Linked DNA regions of Homo sapiens: region 2 is linked to region 1. Evidence: read pairs that join two places in POLR2A ChIA-PET (ENCODE). Cell type or tissue: K562. All regions are shown on one strand. Links, peaks and the distances in the headings refer to the core of each region. The heading gives the core; the rest is flanking DNA. Region 1 overlaps NUP43 (nucleoporin 43). Region 2 overlaps LRP11 (LDL receptor related protein 11).

Region 1 (9,629 bases), core at 2,266-6,265:
GCCATACAGTAGTAAGTAACTTGACAGTCAGATTTCAAGCCCTGTGATACTCAAATTTACTCTGAGGCAAGAGAATAAAAATGTTTTGCCATTAAGTAAAAAATACGAGGATGTCTAATTTGGTATTTAAAAGTATAAAATGGCTGGGTACAGCCAGCTCATGCTTATAATTGCAATACCTCGGGAGGCCCAGGCAGGAAGATTGCTTGAGCTCAGGAGTTTGAGAGCAGCCTGGGCAGCATAGTGAGAGCTCATCTCTACAAAAAAATTAAAAAAAAAAAATTAGCTGGTTGTGGTTGCAAGCATCTCTGGTCTTAGCTATTTGGGAGGCTGGGGCAGGAGGACCACTTAAGCCCAGGAGGGCGAGGATGTAGCGAGCTGTGATCATGCCACTGCAGTCCAGCCTGCATGTCAGAGTGAGACGCTGTCTCAAACAAAAAAAAAACAAAATAAAAGTATGATAAAATTACACATAACAGGCTGGGCACAGTGGCTCATGCCTGTAATCCCAGCACTTTGGGGAGGCTGAGGTGGTCAGATCACTTGAGGCCAGGAGTTTGAGACCAGCCTGGCCAACATAGCAAAACCCCATCTCTACTAAAAATACAAAAAAATTAGCCAGTTGTGGTGGCACACACCTGTAATCCCAGCTACTAGGGAAGCTAAGGCACAAGAAAAGCTTGAACCTGAGAGGCAGAGGTTGCAGTGAGCTGAGACTGCACCACTACACTCCATTCTGGGTGACTGAGTAAGACTCTGTCTCAAAAAAAAGGCCAGGTGTGGTGGCTCACTCCTGTAATCTCAGCACTTTGGGAGGCTGAGGCAGGCGGATCATTTGAGGTCAGGAGTTCGAGACCAGCCTGGCCAACATGGTGAAACCCCATCTCCACTAAAAATACAAAAAAATTAGCCGGGCACGGTGGTGCATGACTAGTAGTCCTGGCTACTCGGGAGGCTGAGGCACGAGAATCGCTTGAACCCAGGAGGCGGAGGTTGCAGTGAGCTGAGATCGTGCCACTGCATTCCAGCCTGGGTGATAGAGTGAGACTCTGTCTTAAAAAAAAAAAAAAAAAGTACACATAACAGTATTCATTAAAAAGTTTTACCTTGGTGAAAGAGTGACGACTTTTCAGGTACATCTGTGGAAGCATCCCAGTGCCAGAGGGATCCATCTTCAGAGCAGGTAAAAAGATGTTCTGGGTTGGATGGGTGAAAGTGAACTTCCCACACTAAGAGACAAGAATCAATAAGCTCATTCCTGTGCAGATTCGCTGAACAAACAACATTAAACCCCCATCTCTAGGCATCATCTTCCATTATCCTCCATCACATACCTTCGAGCCTCAAGTCTGTCCTAAAAATTAAAGGCTTCAGAATTAAAGAAAAGACATAATGTAACTTTCCAATGGCTATAACACATAGAAAGGAAAAAGAACACTTTAGGAGGCTAAGGCGGGTGGATCACCTGAGGTCAGGACCAGCCTGGGCAACATGGTGAAACACCATCTCTACTAAAAATACAAAAGTTAGCCAGGCGTGGTGGCGCGTGCTTGTAGTCCCAGCTACTTAGGAGGCTGAGACAGGAAAATCACTTGAACCTGGGAGGCGGAGGTTGCAGTGAGCCGAGCTCGCACCACTGCACTCCAGCCTGGGCGACAAAGTGAGACACTGTCTGAGAAAAAAAAAAAAAAAAGAAAAGAAAGGAAAAAGAAGCCAACTAAATTTGCGTACTGGGCAAGGAAATAAATGAAAATAGTAGCCAGGCACAGTGGCTCATGCTTGTAATCCTAACACTTTGGGAGGCCAAGGTGGGTGGATCACTTGAGGTCAGGAGTTCAAGACCAGCCTGGCCAACGTGGTGAAACTCCGTCTCTACTAAAAATACTAAAAATTAGCCAGGCATGGTGGTGGGTGCCTATAATCCCAGCTACTCAGGAGGCTGAGGCAGGAGAATCGCTTGAACCCGGGAGGCAGAGGTTGCAATGAGCCAACATCACACCATTGCACTCCAGTCTGGGCAACAAGAGTGAGACTCTGTCTCAAGGAAAAAAAAAAATGTCCAGGCGCAGTGGCTCATGCCTGTAATCCTACCACTTTGGGAGGCCGAGGTGAGTGGATCACCTGAGATCTGGAGTTCAAGACCAGCTAACCAACATGGTGAAACCCCATCTCTACCAAAAATACAAAAAATTAGCCCGGCGTGGTGGCAGGTGCCTGTAATCCCAGCTACTTGGGAGGGTGAGGTAGGAGAATTGCTTGAACCCGGGAGGCAAGGTTGCAGTGAGCTGAGATTGCATCACTGCACTCCAGCCTGGGCAAAAAGAGCAAAACTACGTCTCAAAAAAAAGAAAAGAAAATCATTGCTAAAACATTTAACCCTATTACTTTATGAAAAAGCTTATTTTATTTTATTTTTATTTTTTTAAATAGAGACAGGGTTTTGCTATGTTGTCTACCTTGGTCTTCTACTCCTGGCGTCAAGCAATCCTCCTGCCTCAGCCTCCCAAAAGTGCTGGAATTATAGGTGTGTGCCCAGCTAGGAATGACTGTCTTTTACGGAAAAGTTTTTTTTTAAATTGGTAAGTTGTCTTATTTTTCAATTCCTGTGTCATTAATATATGAAGATTATATTATTGGAAAAACTGAGAAAGATCCTAATGAAATATAAAAATGAATTTCTAAGAGGCAATATCCAATATTGGTTAATGCCAAGATTCTGAATACTTCTGGTCTTTATCACAGAAATAGCAACTGACTTCTACCAAACCAAAATTTGGAAATGTTCCAAGAATTTGGATCCAGTCTCAGATGGAGGGCTTTTTATTTTTTATTTGTTGATTATTTATCAAGAAAAACTATTTCTTAGCCCACATATGTATGCTTCATACTTTAGGAACATAGGTCAGTGACAAACTTCTACATAATTCAACTCAAAGAAATTCTCTCTCTCTTTTTGAAACAGGGTCTTGCTCTGGCGCCCAGGCTGGAGTGCAGAATGGCATGGTCATGGCTCACTGCAGCCTTGACCTCCAAGGCTTAAGCAATCCGCCTATCTCAGCCTCCTGAGTAGCTAGGACTACAGGTATGTATCACCATACCTGGCTAACTTTTGTATTTTTAACAGACATGGGGTTTCTCCATGTTGCCCAGGCTGGTCTCAAACAACTGGGCTCAAGAGATCTGTTTGCCTTGGACTCCCAAAGTGCTAAAATTACAGGCATGAACTACCGTGCCCAGCCCCAAAGAAATTCTATATATTCCAAAATCACTTTCAATTCTGAAAGATACCAGTCTTCCTCATTTCCTCAAAATCTGTTTTGTTTTGTTTTTTTTTTGAGACGGAGTTTCACTCTTGTTGCCCAGGCTGGAGTGCAATGGTGCGATCTTGGCTCACCACAACCTCTGCCTCCCAGGTTCAAGTGACTGTCCTGCCTCTGCCTCCCTAGTAGCTGGGATTACAGGCATGTGCCACCACGCCCGGCTAATTTTGTATTTTTAGTAGCGACGGGCTTTCTCCATGTTGGTCAGGCTGGTCTCGAACTCCTGACCTCAGGTGATCCACCTGCCTCGGCCTCCCAAAGTGCTGGGATTACAAGCATAAGCCACCGCCCCCGGCCATCATTTCCTCAAAATCTTTTATGGAATCATAATTTCTATAGAAATCTAATAATAAAAAAAATTAGCTAGGTGTAGTGGCATATACCTGTAGTCCCAGCTACTCAGAAGGGCAAGGCAAGAGGATCACTTGACCCCAGGAGGTTGAGGCTTAAGTGAGGTACCATGCCACTGCACTCCAGCCTGGGCAACATATTGAGACCCTGTCTCTACAAAAAATAAAAAATTAGCCGGGTGTAGTAGGGGTGCGTGCCTGTAGCCTCAGCTACTCGGGAGGCTGAGGTGGGAGGACTGATTGAGCCAGGGAGGCAAGGCTGAGGCTGCAGTGGGCTGTGATCATGCCACTGCATTCCAACCTGGGTGAGAGAGACCCCATTTTTAAAAAAATATATAGGGCCGGGCGCAGTGGCTCACACCTGTAATCCCAGCACTTTGGGATGCCAAGGCAGGCAGATAACCTGAGGTCAGGAGTTTGAGACCAGCCTGGCCAACATGGTGAAACCCCATTCCTACTAAAAATACAAAAATTAGCTAGGCATGGTGGCAAATGCCTTTAGTCCCAGCTACTAGGGAGGCTGAGGCAGAAGAATGGCTTGAACCCAGGAGGCAGAGGTTTCAGTGAACCGCGATTGTGCCACTGCACTCCAGCCTGGGCGACAGAACAAGACTCTGTCTCAAAAAAAAAAAAAAAAAAGGATAATCCATTCTGGCATGATATCAAAGACAGAGTGAGAAAATGAAAAATTTCTGTCCGGCTAAATCATCTCCACCAGAATCAAAAGAAAAAAAAAAGCTTATAAATCTATTGTTCATGTTAAAAAAAATGATGTGATGCAACAATAAATTGAGGAGCACAACATTTATTAACAAATATGACAGCCTGCATTTGCATGGGAAAAGGGCATTCTTGCACACTTCACTATGGCATATAAAATGGTATGATTTTTATCACTTTTCAGGGAGTGGGGTCTCACTATATTGTCCAGGCTGGAGTGCATAGGTGCAATCATAATGCACTACAGCCTTGAATTCCTGGACTCAAGCAATCCTCCTGCCTCGGCCTCCTGAGAAGCTGGTGCATGCCACTCACCTGGATTAAACTAGTATTATTAACTTTTTAAAGAGGTTATGTTGCCTAAGCTGGCCTCAAACTCTCAGGCTCAAGCAATCTTCCTGCCTCAGGCTCCTGAGTAGGAGGAGCCTGGAACTACAGGCATGTGCCAATGTGCCTGGCTTAAACTGGTATTATTTTTGTGTAGAAAAATCTGTCAATGCGCTATGCAAAATGTTTGGCCTAGCAATTCTACTTCTAAAAAATTATCCTAAGAAAATAAGTACATAAGGCTGGGCATGGGCATAATGGCTATGCCCAGCACTTTGGGAGAATCGTGTAAGTCCAGGAGTTCAAGGCTGCAATGAGCTATGATCACACCACTACTGCACTCTGGCCTAGGCAACAGAGAGAGACCCTGTCTCCAAAAAAAAAAAAAAAAAAAAAACACACACAGAGATAAATATCTAAGGATTCTAACTACAGTTTTGGATATAAGAATTAAACCTGTGGTTGATGTGGTGGCTCATAACTCATACCTGTAATCTCAGCACTTCCTGAGGATCACTTGAGCCCAGGAGTTTGAGACCAGCCTGGGCAATAAAGTGAAACCCCATATCTACAAAAAAAAAAACAAACAACAACAAAAAATCAGCTAGGCATGGTGACACACACCTATAGTCCTATCTACTTGGGAGGCTGATGCGGGAGGATCACCTGAGCCCTGGAAGTCAAGGCTGTAGTGAGCCGTGACTGCACCACTGCACTCCAGCCTGGGCGACAGAACCAGACCCTGTCTCTTTAAAAAAAAAAAAAAAAAAAAAACCAGGCACGGCGGCTCATGCCTGTAATCCCAGCACTTTAGGAGGCCGAGCTGGGCAGATCACCTCAGGTCAGGAGTTCAAGACCAGCCTGACCAACATGGAGAAACCCAGTCTCTACTAAAAATATAAAATTAGCCAGGTGTGGTGGTGCATGCCTGTAATCCCAGCTACTCGGGAGGCTGAGGCAGGAGAATCGCTTGAACCCAGGAGGCAGAGGTTGCGGTGGGCCAAGATAGCGCCATTGCACTCCAGCCTGGGCAACAAGGGTGAATCTCCGTCTCCAAAAAAACAAAAACAAATGTTAAAGAACTTAAATGTCGAGTAAAAAGAAATTACATAACTATTTAAATTTACACAATTCAGCCATTAAAAGCTATGATGTAAAATGATCCACATGTATCATTATGGAAAGGTGCTTATTATATGTCATATAACTCACCCAATATAAACTTTCTGTATCTTCACAATACTTACTTTCAGCTTCATGAGCCTTCAGCAGAGATACAGGCATAGTACCTTGTCTAACATCCCAAATACTCAACATTCCATCTTGGCCACCAGTAGCTACAACATGCTGTTGGTTGGGATGTCTATCAACACAGTGGAGTGGCACTCGGTCACCAGTCCTTTTGTGGGAGATAACAATGACGTCAAAATCAAATAAAGTATAATTTATCTTTGTGTAACACAGGAAACACGTTTTTTGTTTGTTTTGAGACAAGGCCTCACTTACCCAGGCTGGAATGCAGCGCTGCAATCATTGCTTACTGTAGGCTCAAACTCCCTGGGCTCAGGTATCCTCCCACCTCAGCCTCCTGAGTTGCTGGGAGTACATGTGTGTACCATCATGCCTGGTTAACTTTTTGTATTTTTGTAGAGATGGGGTTTCTCCATGTTGCCCAGGTTGGTCTCAAACTCCCAGGCTCCAGTGATCTAGCCACCCTGGCCTTCCAAAGTGCTGGGATGACTGGTAACCGTGCCCAGCCTGTTTTTTTTTGTTTATTTTTTAAGAGACCAGGCTCAGTGGCTCACACCTGTAATCCCAGCACTTTGGGAGGCCAAGGCAGGTGGATGACTTGAGGTTCAAGACCAACCAGGCCAAAATGGCGAAACCCCATCTCTACTAAAAATACAAAAACTAGCCAGGCATGGTGGCACATGCCTGTAGTTCCAGCTACTTGGGAGGCTGAGGCATGAGAATCGCCTGAACCCAGTAGGCAGAAGTTGCAGTGAGCCAAGATCATGCCACTGCACTCCAGCCTGGGTGACAGAGTAAGACTCTGTCTCAAAGAAAAAAAAAAAAAAGAGAGACAGGGTCTTGTCTTGTCACCCAGGCTACAGTGCAATGGCCTATCTACAGCTTGCTGCAAGCTGGGCTCAAAAGAGCCTTTTGCCTCAGCCTCCCAAGTAGCTAGGACTACAGGCACATGCTACCGTGCCAGGCTATTTTAAGAAATTTTGGTAGAGATGGGGTCTCACTGTGTTGCCCTAGCTGGTCTCAAACTTCTCACCGCAGATAATCCTTCCAAAATGTTGGGATTACAGGCATGAGTCACCATGCTCAGCCAAGAAACATGTTTTATATGGTAACTAAGTGTCAACTTAGTGGCTGGAGCTACTGGCTGAATCTTTTTTTTATTTGAGACAGAGTTTTGTTCTTGTTGCCCAGGCTGGAGTGCAATGGCACGATCTTAGCTCACTGCAAACTCTGCCTCCCAGGTTCAAGTGATTCTCCTGCAAACTCTGCCTCCCAGGTTCAAGTGATTCTCCTGCAAACTCTGGCTCCCAGGTTCAAGTGATTCTCCTGCCTCAGCCTCCTGAGTAGCGGGGTCTATAGGCACGTGCCACCATGCCTGGCTAGTTTTTGTATTTTTAGTAGAGACGGGGTTTCACTGTGTTGGCCAGGCTGGTATTGAACTCCTGACCTCAAGTGATCTGCCTGCCTCGGCCTCCCAAAGTGCTGGGATTACAAGCATGAGCAACCACGCCCAGCCTGGCTGAATCTTAATGATACCAAAAAAAATGAACTAAATTAGATATATTTCTAAATAGTACAATTTTGAAATAATTCAAGGCCACAATTATTCATTTTCACTTCAATTTGGAGACATGGAATGAAAGACAATCCGATGGTAAGATGTACAAATCACATTTCCACTTGTTAAATTATTTAAAAACTCATACATCAATTATATACTAAATATTATTTATCATCTTATTTAATGCTTAGTTTATGTAACTATTTTTTCAGTGTGACACATTCTATTTTCTTACGAGAGAACGTTGTACACCTACAAAGGGGGATTTCTGCTCAGAAAAAATATTTGGAATTATATTTTTCCCCCAATCATTACATCTGGAGTATATTTTATCCATTAAACAATCATTGAAAGAGCAGAAATAAGTTCTCCATGAAATAATACAAACTTCAAAGAGTAAAGGCTCTGAATCACTATAACAAATAATTACTAAATGAAGCATAGTAGTACCAACCCCGTCAAGTTATGCTTGCTCTACCAAATTTTAATCAGGGATCTCCCTCTTAAAATGCAATTAAAATTCAATATGGCTTAAAGCCAGTAGCTATAAACAACCTAACACATTAATTTGTGGATTACATTACTGAAATTACAAATCAACACTTACAGTGACAATATCTGAGAAGGCTCATTTCCTTGTTGTCTGAAATCCCATATTTTCAACTGTCCAATTGAATTTACAGTAAGAATCTCAGGAGTTCGAAGAAAGGTTACAGCATGGAGTGTACTACTATCTGCATTGTCTAAAAATTTAAAAAATGGTAGTATGTGTTAATGAGTCCCCTTTTTTTCCCAAGAAAATCTTAAATCACACTCCTTTCATGGATTGATATATTACAATTTCCAGTAACTTATAATTTAAATTTCTATAGAAAAATGCATGGTTAATGTATATGTTTAAATGGATTCTCTTTGGATGGGAAAAACATTTACTCACAGGACATCTGAACTGTTTTCTGTTTCTTTTTTTTTTTTTTGCTCGTTGCCCAGGCTGGACTGCAATGGCGCGATCTCGGCTCACCGCAATCTCCACCTCTCGGATTCAAGCTATTCTCCTGCCTCAGCCTCCCAAATAGCTGGGATTAGAAATGTGCCACCACACCCAGCTAATTTTGTATGTTTAGTAGAGACTGGGTTTCTCCATGTTGGTCAGGCTGGTCTCGAACTCCCGACCTCAGGTGATCCACCAGCCTCGGCCTCCCAAAATGCTGGGATTACAGGCTTGAGCCACCACGCCTGGCCTACTGTTTTCTTTTTCTTTTTGTTTTTTGAGATGGATCTCGCTCTGTCACCCAGGCTAGAGGGCAGTGGCGTACTCTGGGCTCACTACAACCTCCGCCTCCCAGGTTCAAGCGATTCTCTTGCCTCGGCCTCTCTAGTACCTGGGATTACAGGTACATGCCACCATGCCTGGCTAATTTTTGTATTTTTAGTAGAGACGGAGTTTCACCATGTTGGCCAGGCTGGTCTCGAACTCCTGAGCTCAGGTGATCCGCCTCACTCAGCCTCCCAAAGTGCTAGAATTACAGGCATGACCCACCAGGCCCAGCCTTGAACTGTTTTCTAAATGGAAGGCTGAGTTTTCATACATTTCTTTTTAACTCTTAAGATTGTTACCCTGCATTTCTGAGAGAGTTGTTCAAGCTCCTCTAAACCCAATCTTACTTCCCACTAGTCCCTGACCTAGAACTTCCATTCTATTGAGCCAAACTCCAGTGCTTCCTACAGAGCTCATTCTAACCTTGTATTATTCTGCAGACTCATCCCAAATCTACTCATTTTCACCCTCATCAACTCTCGCCCTCTCCATGAAGTCACTCCTTATTGTCATAATGGTCCTTTTTGTTGATTTCCTAGTGTTTAGAACTTATGCCTCATAATTTAACATATACTTTATGGACTTTAGTTTGTGCCACTCCTCTACACTGCCACCAGGCAATGGTCATTAATTAACAAATAAGTAATGTCGCCCAGTGCAGTGGGTCATGTCTGTAATCTCAGCACTTCGGGAGGCCGAGGTGGGCAGACCACTTGAGCCCAGGAGTTTGACACCAGCCTGGGCAACATGGTGAAACCTCGTTTCTACAAAAATTAGCTGGG
Region 2 (9,629 bases), core at 3,113-7,112, 110 kb after region 1:
GAAGAGAGCCTGCTTTTGTTATTGTGTTTTTAGCAAAGACTCTCTCATTCAGCAATAACCAAAAATAAAATGGAAGAGCCCATGGAGCGCAGAGCCAGAGGACAAAGCGCCAACCCGACATTGCCTTCCACAAGCAGTGGGAAGCGAGGGAAGGACTTTCTTCTCACCTCCTGTGGAGTAGGCTGCGCGAAGCACTGTCACTGACACGTTGTCAGAGCTTCTCTGCCCGGCAGTGTCCGTCACGGTCAGCTGGAAGGTGTAGGTTCCCTCCTGTAGGTGGGACAGCTTCAGGGTTCCTGATTGAGGCACCTGCCACACAGATGGGACACATCACGTCGAGCAGCAGACTTGAGCTCCGAGCCCAACACCATCCTCAACCGAAAGTCCATGTCCTCAGAGCAGCCCCAGGACCTGCCTCTGCACTCCGGCCCGAGGCTGCTGAACTACATCACACACTGTTGGCAGCTGGCCCACCTTGAACTCATAAGTTCTAGTTTATTTAGGTGGCCAAGGCCTTGACTGACAATCCCTTCACTTGTCTGCAGCAGTTGCTGCTCCAAACCTGCACCTCATCCCCAGCCTCACGCTCAGGATCCAGGCCCTGCCGTCTCAGCAGGGGGACTCATCAGCTTCAGGGAGAAAATCAGGACCATGACTAGGGCTCCACCACCCACCTCCTCCTGGTACCCTACCTGTACCCACTGTCACTTCCTTCTGACAGCCAGCAGGGAGAAGCTGTCCCTCCTGTGTTCCAGGCCAACCCCTCCTTCTAGTCCTTGCCCCCTTTCTTTCTAGGACCTTTAGAACACTGACACATCGACTCATTTCTCTTTCAAATGGCTCTGCTATTACTATGCTCAAGTTTCTCTCATCCTAAGAAACAAACAAAACAACAAATAAAAAAAATTCCCTGAGCTCTAAGGGCTCACCAGCCACAGCCCCGCTTCCTTCCCATCTCCACTTGGCTCCCTGAAAGGCCTGGCTGTGCCGTGCTTGCTGTTTCTGTTTGCTCACTTCCCATTTAGTCTTCGCCCACCCAATGTAGCTGCTTTCCCCACCATCCCCCTGAAACAGTGCTGGCAAAACTCACTAACTGACCTAGCAAAAGTCTCCTAGGTGTCAAGACCAACAATACTATTTTTAAAAAATCCATGCTTGGTTGGGCACGGTGGCTCATGCCTGTAATCCCAGCACTTTGGGAGGCCAAGGCGGGCGGATGATGAGGTCAGGAGATGGAGACCATCTTGGCCAACATGGTGAGACCCCATCTCTACTAAAAATACAAAAATCAGCTGGGCATGGTGGCGTGCGCCTGTAGTCCCAGGTACTCGGGAGGCTGAGGCAGGAGAATCGCTTAAAACTGGGAGACAGAGGTTGTAGTGTGCCAAGATCACCCACTGCATTCCAATCTGCTGACAGAGCAAGACTCCATCTCAAAAAAAAAAAAAAAAATCCATGTTTAACTGGCCCTCTTACTGTATCTGGCCATGCTGGCCACTTTGGCTGTTTGAAAACCCCTGCTTCCTTGGCCTCCTTTTCTATCCAAGTTCCCCCAGTCATTCATTGCAGAAGCCCTCCTGGGCTTCAGTTCTGATCACTCCCTAACCCAGGGCTCCATGCTTGCCCTCTGCTCTCCCAACATTCACAGGCAGCTTGCTGAGCATGCTGGAACAACAGCTTCTGAAGCTCAGCTCTGTGGTAGGATTTTGGGAGTCACTGCTGGACAGTCAGCCTGAAGACTGTTTTTCCAGCTCTCCTAATGATTCTATTACCTATTTAATATTCTATTTAAAAAAATTCCTTTCTGCTTAAATGAACTAGTCTGGATATTGTCCTCTGCAGAATGCTGACCATTTGACATTCTATTACATTGATGCGTTAATAATGGACTTTGGAAATTACAGAGGATGGGATTGTACTATTATAAGAACCATCTGCTTGTTTTTAATTAGGAAATCCTAGAATTTGGACTGACTTAGGCTTAGAGGATTTGTCAACATTACATATACACACCCATAGGATGCTTTACAATCATTTAGATATAATGAGATTACCGTGGTTGTCATATGTTATGCCACTTTAGCTAAGGTATGGATTTCCAGGTCCCAGCCTCAGAGAGTCAGAGTCAGTGGGTTGGTCAGGAGAGCAGGACCCAGGATTCTACACTTACCAAGCCCACCCAGGTGACCCATGATCACACTGAAAGAAACACTGGTGCGTGGTTAAGAGCACAGAACCCGGTGTCCAATAGACATGGGTTTGAATGCCAGCCCTACCCCGTACCAGCTGGCTGATGATGTACAAGTCACTTAACGTCTCCAAACCTCATTGTTTTCATTTGTAAAATGGAAGTAATAATAGCACCTACCTGATGAGGATCAAATAAGGTAACTCATGTAAAAGAGCTGGGCCTGGCCCATAGTAAGCGCTTAAATATATCCACCATCTCCACTGGTTGATTCTTATCTCTAACTGAACATTACACAATGACTCTTTACAGACAAAGAAACGAATCCCCGTGAAGTGATTTTCATTCACTGCGACAGTGACAGAATTGAGACCTCGAGTTGTAAAACAGTCTACACTGGCCTACAAGCTGTCCACCACTTTCCCTGCAAAAGCCTTACTTTGGAGGGCTGGCAATGACGGCCACCTGCCTTTTGTTGTTTATTTCAAAGAGATGTTAAGCAGTGCTCACTGCCACGCTGTTACATTACCTTCAGGCCCAACTACACTGACAGAATGCCAAACGGGTCATTTACGTGAGTGCTAAAATACTAAGGGCAGCAGAGAGAGCTCTAATGACAATAAGAGAACTTCCAAAGAGCCTGGAGTGGGCTGCTGATGCTAGGAATCAGAACCCACTGAAATAAAAGTGGAAGTCAGTCTGAGACAGGACAAGACCAGATAATGTCTTAATCTGATCAGATAAGACTTGGGGCTCAGGTCTTATCTGTCGGATAAGACCAGGTCTTATCTGGTCAGATAAGATCAGAGAATCAGATAAATAAGAGTGAAAACAAGACTAGAACTCTGGTTTGAGACCTCAAGATTGCATTTAATGATCCTTCTATCTCACCTCCAATCCATCAGGAATTTCCATGGGGTCTGCCTTAAAAACACATCCAGAATTTGACCATGTATCACCCTGTCCGCGGGTACCACCTTGCTCTGACCCCAGCCTGTCTCTTGCCTGGGTCACTGCAGTGGCCAGGAGGCCTGAGCTCTGGGAAGACCAGGGTCTGCTGTCTCCTTTTTTCTGGAAACTTTTCCTCCCACCTTCATCCGCAGTGAGAGGAAGGTCAGTTATGGCCTCTTCCCATGGGCACCAGGCTGAACCAAGGCAAGACAAAGACAGGGCAAGGTGCAGGTGGTGAAGCTCAGAGCTGCATAAGTGGAGAGGTGGGCGGGTGTGTCACAGGCTCTGGCTCTCTTTAATCCTAGCTCGGAACCAGGCTGGTGGGCAGCAGTGCAATAGCTTATGCCCTCATTTACTGTCTCTTGGGACTTAGGAACACAAGGGAGCATGGCTGCAAATGACAGGCATGCTGGAGTATGTCTAGGTGAGACCCTGCAGCCTTCAGTCAAGTAAGGTGACACAAGAAAGCTGCTCTGTCCCAGCTGCTCCGCCTGAAAGCAGACAAGAAGCCCTGAGACTGCCAGGGAGCAGCAGGTGCTGGCCCCCTGCCATGGTATGTGAGTGGAGGCGTGGGCTGCAGGATTGATTCGGAGCAGAGATTTAGAAGGTTGGTGTGACGGGGATGCTGAGTCATGACCAGATTCTGAGAGTGGCCATCGGAGTGGAGACAAAGTTAACAGAGATTTTAAAAAACACCAAGGGGCCGGGCACAGTGGCTCACGCCTGTAATCTCACCACTTTGGGAGGCTGAGGTGGGTGGATCAGTTGAGGCCAGGAGTTTGAGACCAGCCTGGCCAACAATGGTGAAACCCCATCTTTACTAAAAATACAAAAATTAGCCAGGTGGTGCATGCCTGTAGTCCCAGCTACTTGGGAGGCTGAGGCATGAGAAACTCTTGAACCCAGGAGGCAGAGGTTGCAGTGAGCCAAGATTGCACCACTGCACTCTAGCCTGGGTGACAGAGCGAGATCCTATCTCAATATAAAATAAAATAAAATAATAGAATAGAATAGAATAGAATAGAATAGAATAGAATAGAATAGAATAGAATAGAATAGAATAAACCAAGGAAGCACTGAGGCCAGGGAGCTGGGTGTACCATCCATGAGGCTGCTGGCGTCACCCTGTGCCAGAGCTCCCTGCAAAAGTCAGTGAGTCACTGAGCTTCTGGGTGTCAAAGCTCAGAGTGCCAATGTCAGACTAAACTCTGCAGGCCTGCGGTTCACTAGCAAGCCTCTTGTCAACACTGGGGCTGAAAGGACAGAGCATCCCTGGGTCAGGGGCCATCCTCACACCTGGCCTTGGCATGCTTCCCCCCTGCCTGCCCAGGCACTGCCTCTCTGATACAGGCAACACTGGGTCCAGATGCAGATGATGATATCACCTCAGCCTCCTGAGCACACTCCAGTTTAGATCTATCCAGATTGAATGTCCCTTCCCTAGCTCTTTTAGCTAACGAGAGCTGTCTCTCCTGCATTCAGATATTTAGAAGATGTAGAACTGTCACACGGATGCTTTCCCTTTAAGGGCCCAGGTGACCCTTCTATACATTTTCTCCCATTAGGATGACACTGGAGAGAGGGTTTACAGTGTTTCACAGACATGTTCCAAGTATCAGGATAAAAAACTATCTATATATGTACACACAACATATCCAATTTGTAACTTGGAAAAAGACATGATCATAAACCAGGAGCTCCCAATCTCTGCTCAAGATCCCTGTTCAGCAGTAACAGCCTTTGGTGGTTGGCTTCTGGCCAAATCAATGAATGACTCAGCCTGTTGTCTGACTCAACCCCATCTTCCTAGCTAGGAATTCAGTGGCTAGCAATACACGTTTGGGCTTCTCATATATGTCTAAACTAAATTACACACACACACACACACACACACACACACACACACACACACACACACACACACATTGTATATACTTGGTTACAAAGACTTAGTAATACCTGTCTATTTAAAAAAATTATGTACAGCAGGTAGGCCAGGATGCAGTTAGTTTTAATTTAATAATGAAGTTGTTGGTTTAAATAATGCCCATCCTTTAGCAAGCTTCCTTACGTGTGGTTTTCTGAAGTCACTGCTGTAGACTGAATGGCTGAGTGCCCTCCCAAGGTCACATGTTCAAACCTAACGCCCAGTGTGATGGCGTTTGGAGATACGTGCTCATGAATGAGGTTAGTGCCCTTATAAAAGAGGTCCCATGTTATTAAAAAGTAAAAAACAAAACAAAACAAAAAAAACCCCACCAGATGCTGGTGAGGTTGTGGAGCAAAGGGAACACTTACACACTGCTGGTGGGAGTGCAAATTAGTTCACCCATTGTGAAAAGTGGTGTACTGTGGAAAGTGGTGTGACAATTCCTCAAATAACTAAAAACAGAACTATCATTTGACCCAGCAATCCCATTACTAGGTATATACCCAAAGAATACAAACTGTTCTACTATAAAGACACATGCATGCATACGTTCACTGCAGCGCTATTCACAATAGCAAAGATATGGAATCAACCTAAATGCCCATCAACGGTAGACTGGATGAAGAATATGTGGTACATATACACCATGGAATACTATGCAGCCATACAAAACAACAAGATCATGTCCTTTGTAGGAACATGGATGCAGCTGGAGGTCCTTATTCTCAGCAAACTAATGCAAGAACAGAAAACCAAATACCACATGTTCTCACTTATAAGTGGGAGCTAAATGAGAACACATGGACAGAGAAAGGGGAACAGCACAACGCTGGGACCTACTTGAGGGTGGAGGATGGAAGGAGGGAGAGGTTTAGAAAAAAAACAAAACTGCTGGGTAATATGCTTAATACCCAGGTGAGGATATAATCTGTACACCAAGCCCCTAAGTCATAAGTTTATCTATATAACAAACCTGCACATGTACCCCTTAACCTAAAAGTTAAAATATGTTTAAATATAAAATAAAAGAGGCCCCAGAGGGCTGCCTTGCCTCTGTTGCCATATGAGGACACAGTGAGAAGATGGCTGGTTATAAAATAAGAAATGGGTCCTCACTAGACGCCAAAGCTGATTGTACCTTGATTTTGGACTTCCCAGCATCCAGAACTGAAAGAAATTCATTTCTGCTCTTTAGAAGCCACCCAGTCATGGTGTTTTATTATAGCAGACCAAATGGACTAAGATAATCATTTAGAAAATTTTAAGCAACTGACGAATGTAAATCAATATACTGATTTATGAATTCCAAATCTCCTGAATGTCCTACTTTGTATCATGTTCCTAAATGTCATATTTTACATTCTGACTTCAGATTTAAATGTATTATGTTTAATAACCATGAAAGTCAGCATCATTTAATGGGTTGCCTGAAAAATATGTGTCATCTTGCATTTTGATGTATTATAAATATTCAGTTAAGTGGATGTAAAATATCCTGTTCAAGGGCATAAAATATATAACTTTAAATCCAGTGGATAGCCTCTTGGTTCTGACCAATCATCCATTCTGTCTTCACAAATGAAAAAGACAGATCAGGTGCTGTGGCTCATGCCTGTAATTTCAACACTTTGGGAGGCCAAGGAGGGAGGATTGCTTGAGCCCAGGAGTTTGAGATCAGCCTGGGCAGCATAGTGAGACCTCATCTCTACAAAAAGTTAAAAAAAAAATTAGCCATGACTATAGTCCCAGCTACTCAGTAGGCTGAGGTGGGAGGACTGCTTGAGGCTGCAGTGAGCTATGATTGTGCCACTCACTGCACTCCAGCCTGGGCAACAGAGACCCTGTCAATGAATGAATGAATGAATAAACGAATGAATGAGACAAGTCAGGAACATGAGCTTTCCTGTATGCTTAGTGCCTAGTACAGTACTGGACACATACCAGATGCTTAAAAATTAACTATTAATTGTTTCATAACTAATCTGACAGCATAATTCCTTGCAGGTTGAATACCTGTCTGGGTCACTTGGACATGAAAAGATGGGCCCTAGAAGCTGATCTTAAAGTATCACGAGGCAAAGGGAGAGATCACTACTCTGCCTGAGAACAGACAGCAAGGGTGAGGAGCCCGTGCAGATGGTGGAGAGCAGGGGAGATGAGAGGAGGGATGAATGGCTCAAGAAGAGGAGGAGATGGGCGCTCAGGGGAAAGCCCAATCAATGGACACTCTTGGGTGCTAGGGACAGTCAAGGGACTTAGGAACAAGGGCATCCAATAACAGGTTTTAACTTAACTATTTTGCTGTGTGACTGCCCTCCCTCTATTCTCAACAACCTTCAAACTTAGCCCCATTTTGCAGCTTGAGGGCGGAGTGCATCAGTGTTCCAGTCAGCAGGAAGCCATTCTCAGAGAAAAAGGAATTTGATTTGAGAGGCCCAATTCTCCTGGCAGAAATGTTGGGGTGTGAAATAAGGCTGCTCAAGTTAAAGGGATCAGAGGCATAGCTCCTGAGGGTTAATTACTGTTAAAGGAAAATTCTCAAAATAGTAAAGCTATGACTGTCACACAAATATAATATGAATATTTTTCAAAGACATTAGTTAAAGAGGGAACCAATAAGGTGTTCAACTGATTTAAAGAATCTGAAGACTACACATATACAGGCAATCATGAATGCCAAAAAGAAGTTGCTAGGAGATGCAAAACTGAAATGGGTTTGCTAATCAGTACTGAAATGAATCTACTAATAGATCGGTTAGTATCTACATGTACTAAAATGTCATGTTTGAAATCTTATTTTCTCTAGGGTGAAAGTCAATTACCCCTATATACCTAATTTTCTTTTGCATTTCTATGGACAAGAATCATTTGGTTACTATCAGTTTTCTGCAACTTATAGATGTTAACCCTGAAGGATCCACTAACCAACCCAGCATTCCATTGAAAGGTACTTAGTAATCTTTTGCCCACCTCAAAGTCTTCCACAATGTTTCCTGACAGTCTTCATCCACCAAATGGGGATGTGCCTACAAGTGAGGGTGTCCAGTGGATTACAGATCTCTCTAAGCTGCCTGGCACTCAGTGGGTGCTCAATCCGTGGGGGCTTTGATTATGATGAAGTCTCAGCAGGATGAGTGTTAACTTTGGGTGACATTCATGAATGTATATCATTCTAAGACAGTCACAAATTGGTAACAGATGTTTCCCCTAGTACAGGCCCTGTCATTTAGATGATGGCTTCATAACTTGAGGTCTACCTGCCGTCACTGTTATACACGATTGGGAACTGGTTCAGAGTTTCCTCTTGAAGGCAAGAAAAATGCAGCACGAACCCACTGTGTGATGCAGCTACTGACACAGTTCATGTAACGAAGCTCATTAATAGAAGGAGAGGCAATATCTGGATCACAGTAGGTAATGAATGAGTCAGAAAACCAAAGCTTAAATATGGGGTTCAATTAGGGGTATTAGATGTTAAGAAGGGTATGGATTAATATGAGAAAATCCAGACAAGGCAGGATAGTGGCGGGCCTGAAAAATCAATTCATATGAGGAACATCTGACAAACTGTGGGGTGCTGAGTTCTGAGAACAGCATACCAATTGGTGATGTTCTTTCTTTCTTTCTTTCTTTTTTTCAAAGACTTCCAAAGCTTTTACACAGGATAAAAAGATGAGTTCAGTGTTTTTCCAAAGGGAAGACCCAACACCAATGCACAGAAGTAAGGGGAGGCGTAGCCTGCTTGCCCAACACAGTGATGAGTAATGTCATGGACATGATGTGAAGTAGTGAGCTTCTGCCCTTGGAAAAGTCAGACAGATGGCAGATGAGCCTTGGAAGGGGTGTTGTGGAAGGCACTCTTGTTTGGAGGAGAGGCTGGGAAGGATGCTGGGTGTATTAGTCCATTCTCACACTGCTACAAAGAACTGCCCGAAACTGGGTAATTTACAAAGGAAAGAGGTTTAATTGACTCATAGTTCCACATGGCTGGGGAGGCCTCAGGAAACTTACTAGTATAATCACCGCAGAAGGCAAAGGGGAAGCAAGGCACCTTCTTCACAAGGTGGCAGGAGAAACAACCAAATACTTATAAAACCAGCAGATCTTGCGAGAACTCACTCACTATCATGAGAATAGCATGGGGGTGACTGCCTCCATAATTCAGTAACCTCCACCTGGTCTCTCCCTTGACACGTGGAGATTATGGGGATTACAATTCAAGATGAGATTTTTGGGTGGGGACAAAGGCAAACCATACTGGACGAGGGTGAGTCCAATTCTAATGCAATATAATCAGGGAGTAAAATCACTCTTACTTAAACCAGTGATGAGGGACTTCCAGATTTGTTTTTGTTTTGGTTCCAGTAGAGTACAAATCAGTGCCTCCTTACCTCACCCTCTTTCTCCACTTCCTCTAACTGAAGTGGTTTGGATGCAGTTTATCTGCCTAAGCCAGGAAGTGCTTATTTGCCTAAGCCAGGAATCCACCCTGAGAGGGTGAATAAAAAGCCACTTGTCTCACCACCCAAGACTTCCTGAGCATAGGCAGCCACCAGCCAC

The links. ChIA-PET counts read pairs that join two places held together with the same protein. Peaks named below come from ENCODE experiments on the same cell type or tissue, not always from the same donor. Only the 100,000 strongest peaks of a DNase experiment are listed, where the experiment ranks them.
Region 2: POLR2A ChIA-PET joins it to region 1 with 5 read pairs; 3 of 35 experiments call an interaction of 5 or more read pairs at or near these places.

The regions. Positions count from the first base shown.
Region 1 is chr6:149,730,507-149,740,135 of GRCh38, forward strand. NUP43 (nucleoporin 43) reads right to left here. Exons shown (of 8, transcript NM_198887.3): 5 at 8,137-8,272; 6 at 5,965-6,116; 7 at 1,107-1,229. Among named protein-coding and RNA genes, the nearest start is that of NUP43, 11 kb to the right of the region's middle. In K562, for the core only: no CTCF peak of the experiment used is centred there; no DNase peak of the experiment used is centred there.
Region 2 is chr6:149,842,816-149,852,444 of GRCh38, forward strand. LRP11 (LDL receptor related protein 11) reads right to left here. Exons shown (of 7, transcript NM_032832.6): 3 at 168-309. It overlaps RAET1E-LRP11 (RAET1E-LRP11 readthrough), which reads right to left. Exons shown (of 15, transcript NR_182438.1): 11 at 168-309. LOC124901427 (a long non-coding RNA gene) reads left to right here and starts at 9,599. Exons shown (of 2, transcript XR_007059808.1): 1 at 9,599-9,629. In K562, for the core only: no CTCF peak of the experiment used is centred there; a DNase peak (open chromatin) is centred at 4,926; H3K27me3 peaks cover 616 bases.